Linked DNA regions of Homo sapiens: region 2 is linked to region 1. A link is a loop called in an ENCODE intact Hi-C map of the cell type or tissue named here. Cell type or tissue: endothelial cell of umbilical vein. All regions are shown on one strand.

Region 1 (2,500 bases):
GTGTTGACCCTGGTCCAGGTGCATCAGCATCAGCATCACCTGGGAACTTGTTTGAAATGCAAGTTCTCAGGTTCCCCAGACTAGCTGAATGAGTAACTATGGGGTGGACTCAGTAACTAGTGTTTTAACAAGATCTCCAGGAGATTCTGGAGCTACACATTCTCAAAGTTGCATGCTCAACTTTGAGAATCACTGCACTTCTGAACTGAGCTCTTCAATGTGTTGTGTATCCTGAATCTCTTTGGTAGTATGGTAAAGCTCATGGATATTTTCTCAGAATAGTGTTTTTAAAAATCCAAAATGAAATACGTAGATTACTTAGGAAATAGACTATATGGAAATTCAGTTATCCACATATTAAAAACAAATTTGTGATACAATAATACATGTCCTTCTTTATAAACACATTTAACTAACAAGATCTGTGCAGGTCTAATTACTGTCATAGCTTTGAAATATTGGTAACGAATAAAGTTATTTTTAGATTACTGCAACAATCACAAAGTGATATGACTATACATATGATTTATACTGGTGACATATTCACAGATATTACAAATAATATCGTGATTTATGGCCACATTTATAATGAAAAGAGAAAGTACATTTCAGCCAGCAGTTAATAAAAATAAAGATTTTCTTTTGCATTCAAGTTTATGGTTCCCTTGAATTTTGTCCATAAACTCCTAGGGGAAAAGGACCCTTGCAAGATGGGTCATTCTCAATTCATCTAGGAAAAAAAAATGCTTATCTTGTAACCTGATAAATATGGTACATTGTAAAACATAGGAGACAGGATATGAATCAAATGTGTTCTGGAAACCATAGAATAAATTGTTCTCCCCCAGGACACCTCATAACCTAACACCTGTGACAATTAAAGCGGAGCTGATCTAATAGTTTACTGGAAATTACTCACAATGCTCCACATTTTCCTGACTCATCATACATTTGTATTCATTATACTTTTAAATTTCTTTCCACATGCTTTGCAATTGTCTACTTGTCATTTTATGTATTAATTGATAACTTTTGATTCTTTAGAACCATTTAGAACCAGTTAGTTTTCAGGTCCTCTCTTCATGTTGTTATGCCAACTCCATTTGAGGAAACGGATATTCAAAGATCACAAAAACAAACCAAGGTCATGGAGCACAGTTCAGTGTCATGACTCCCACTCAGTTCCATATTTCTGGTTCTGTCTCCTGGACTTACTGGCCATAGCTGCAAAGAGGCAGGGAGCCAATGAGACCTGACCACTATTTGAGATAGCTGACTGGCAAATCAGCTGAATGAAAAGAATTTTTAAAAAAGGATTCCATTTCAGTTACTGCAGACAGACTATTCAAACAGGAAGCAGAGTATAAAAGCATGGACTACTTTCATCACGGGACAGAAGAGATAATAGACTTTCAGAAAAGGATGAGATCTATATTTTGTAGATTAGACTTTGTATAATAGGATTTTTTGCCAATTCCTTCTTTCAGAAGCCATTATTTTTAAACCATGTTTTCATCTTGAAGCTTGTTTCATTTGCCAGATTCTTTCCCCAAACCCTGGTTATCAAGGGGCAGTAGGAGGTTCTTTGAAGGGCTTTATTATACTGATTTTACTATGTTATCTCTTGCTGGGATGTGCAGCCTGATAATCTGATATGAACACTGATTTTCCTAGTCTTAACTTGATAATTTGGTAACAGTGTGACATCGACATAAATTTTCAAATTATCTATTTCATTATTTATTAACTGAGGATTATATTTGCCTTATTTTTTCAAATACAGGGAAGAGAAACAAATATTTATTTACCACCTACTATGTGCCAAGCTTTCATAATATAGAAGAAGCCAGCAGTGTAAAACAGCAAAGAAAGTAACACAACTAACTGGGCAGGCAGAGGTAGAAGAAAGGAGAGTGAACCTCTGTAAATGTTACAGCTATCAGGGAGCCAGATTTCAACAGTGAGGAGGTGTAGAAACAAAGACACTATGGTACAGGAAGAACCCATGATTATCTTGTTGGGGTGTCAGTATCTGCAAAATATCAGTAGTAGCAAGAATCACAGTATTTTTGTTATGCGGAGTGCTGAGTTTTCTTCTCTAGCTTTTTCTAGGGCTGTAGAAATGTCTACAGACAGCTGCCGATGGATAATTTAAGAAAGATGGAAGACAGGGAAAATCCGTCTAATGTGGAACAGAACACTGCATTTTTATAGGATAAAGAAGAGGGAAAGCCATATTTACTGTCAGTTTCTGTATTTCATACATAATATCTACATTTGGAAGGTCAGACGAAAGCAGAAAGGAGAACTTCCCAGTTTCTATGTGAAAGGGAGTGGGAGGACCCTTTGAGTGAAGAAACTCTTCATGAGAACCAGTGTCTCCAGAGAAAGAAAAACTGACCCACACACTCTGATGTTTAATTCAATGCTTAGGAATACAGCAGATATTTATTTTTGTTTTTATGCCAGGAAATAAAGAATTTGAAATGACCTGTAGAAC
Region 2 (2,500 bases), 55 kb before region 1:
CCAGAGAGAATGTAAATAATTAACAGAAAAAAAACTAAGGATAGAAGAGCAAAACATTTGTCTTTAAGGAATGTTGGGGAAAAACAAATCAAAGATAATATTAAGTAGAAAAACAACAAAAAACCCAAATAATAGAAAATAGTGTCTTGGAAATCAAGGGCTGGGTGTGTTCCAAGATGCTATTTTTTAATGACATCATGAGAAGTGAAAAGAGAAGTCGTAGAGAAGGAAAAGAAGAGTGATTAAATATGTACATTGCACTTTGAATCCAGGCAGTCACTGGAAATTTGCGTGAAAGTAGTTTCTTTGTAATGGGGAAGAAGGTGGACGGCAATGCATGGAGATTTGAATAAGAAAAAGGGACAATGCATGTAGAAAGCTCAAGATGCTCAACTTTGAGGAACGGAAACAGATGGGAATATGTTATAGGAAATCATAAAACTGAGGGAGTTGTTTTTTGCTTGATCCAGTTCCAAAAGAAATAGTCACACACACAAAAAAAAAAAAGAAGAAAAGAAAAACAAAGATAAGAAAGAGGAAAAGAGGAATTAATCATGAAGAAGAAGGATACTCATTGCAACAAAATCGTTGAGGATGTATGAGGGGTTAGTGTTTGAGCACAGGTAGAGGGATAATGTAACGAGGGTGCTGTAACATGGCCATTTGTTAGACTGACAGCGTAGGTTGGAGAGCAGGCACTTTTTGCTGAGGCAATTTCCCCAGCCTTGTGTTTATGGAACTTCAGAGTGTGACTATTCTGTTGTGGGGTGAGGTGGAGGGCTGCAAGGAAAACTACACTCTGAGGCTCACTTAAGGCATGTGCTGCCGGTAGCACTTCTGAATGAGGTGCAGAGTTAGAGGCAGTAATTACGGCATTAGCATCGCAGAGTGCCCAGTGAAAAGTTTTTGGAGGGAAGAAAATTGTTTATAATGATTGCTTTCTGTTTTAGATTTTACTCTATAAAACATTATTTCCAAAATCAGAAACCTAGATGGCCTCTAATTCTTATGATTCACTGCTCAAGAACTGTGCCTGTTTCCTCCTATTAAGTATGTTTTCTTGTGCTGTTCTGTTGCTTAGACAATTTTCTTTGGTTCTTCCTATTGCATTCTCATTGAGTTTTCTTATCTTTTCTCACATTTGTTTCCTTGTGATAGTGCAGGGCTGAGTCTTCCTGGTTCCTTCAATGGCTAGCTACATTACATTTCTTTCACTGAAAGCCTTCCCTTTTTTCTAGTGGGGACGGGCACATTGGTGTGGGAAATAGGAGAGCTGAAGAGAGAGAGAAGGGGTGTGAGTGGAAATAGTGAGTGGGGATTATATCAGTAGGCCTTTATCATCTGTCACTTTCTTTCCTGAAGTTTCAGTGATGACATTTCTGATAACATTCGTAAGAATGTAATAGAGCTGTTTTTCCTAATTTTTAATATATACTTCAGTAAATTAAGGTTCACATCATACTATAAGTTCAAGAAGTTAAATGGGAAGAAACAATTCCCTAGTCAAGCTTGAGAATATATGAGAACTTAATTTCAATGCCATACAAAAATATTCTTTGTGTGAAATAGGCAAGAGTTATTTTTTGACATGTAGATAAAATATGTTTTACAAGCGTTGACAATAGACACATTTTATAACAGCATAAACATTATAAATAAGAAAGTAGAGTATAAAAGTATTGTGTGAGAGAGGTCAATGTCAGTAAGAAATTATGAAGTTAACAAGAGGAAGAAAAAAACTGGTGTAAATAGATTGAATGAGTTGCTCTGTTAAAAAAAAAAAACAAAAAACAAAAAAACTTAGGATAGGTCATTAAATCTAGCTGTTTTAAATGTTTTAAAAATTGGAAAGTATAAGCAACATACTGGAGACTACAAATAATAATTTATCTTTAAGTATCATCAGTGATGATTGAAAGAAAATCATACAAAGCACCATGAAGTAAACATGACCTTTTTTTTTTAACTTGGTAAAGGACTTTTTATTTTATATCTCTCCAACGAATGAAAAATGCAGACAAAAAGATGTTCAACATCATGAATCATAAGGGAAATGCAAATCAAAACTACATTGAGACACCACCTCAAACCTGTTAGGATGGCTGCCATTGTAAAAACAAAACAAGTGATGGGGAGGATGTGGAGAAATTTTAACCCTTTTTCAGTATTAGTGGGAATGTAAAATGGTGCAGCCACTGTGGAAAACAGAATGGTGTGCCTCAAAAAATTAAAAATATAATTCCTACATGATTCAGCAATTCCATTTGTGGGTATATACTCAAAAGAATTGAAATCAGGGGCTCAAACAGGTATCTGTGCACCTATGTGCATAGCGGCATTATTCACAATAGTCAAAAGATGGAAGCAACCCAAGAGTGGGTTGCAATTGACATGAATGAACAAGCAAAATGAGATATACACACACAAGGAAGAATTATTCAGCCTTCAAAAGGAAGAAAGTTTTGACAACATGGTATTACACAGATGAACCTCAAGGGCA

The links. A loop is a pair of places that touch in the nucleus more often than their neighbours do. Peaks named below come from ENCODE experiments on the same cell type or tissue, not always from the same donor. Only the 100,000 strongest peaks of a DNase experiment are listed, where the experiment ranks them.
Region 2: a loop joins it to region 1, with 7 times the contacts of the local background. A loop is called at or near these places in 2 of 110 quality-filtered maps.

What each region holds. Positions count from the first base shown.
Region 1 is chr2:187,318,725-187,321,224 of GRCh38, forward strand. All of the region lies in intron 2 of CALCRL-AS1 (CALCRL and TFPI antisense RNA 1), which reads left to right. Among named protein-coding and RNA genes, the nearest start is that of CALCRL, 130 kb to the right of the region's middle. In endothelial cell of umbilical vein, no CTCF peak of the experiment used is centred here; a DNase peak (open chromatin) is centred at 1,017; H3K27ac peaks cover 2,500 bases.
Region 2 is chr2:187,263,679-187,266,178 of GRCh38, forward strand. All of the region lies in intron 2 of CALCRL-AS1 (CALCRL and TFPI antisense RNA 1), which reads left to right. Among named protein-coding and RNA genes, the nearest start is that of CALCRL, 180 kb to the right of the region's middle. RefSeq lists an enhancer at 21-704. In endothelial cell of umbilical vein, no CTCF peak of the experiment used is centred here; DNase peaks (open chromatin) are centred at 593, 783 and 1,223; H3K4me3 peaks cover 334 bases; H3K27ac peaks cover 2,500 bases.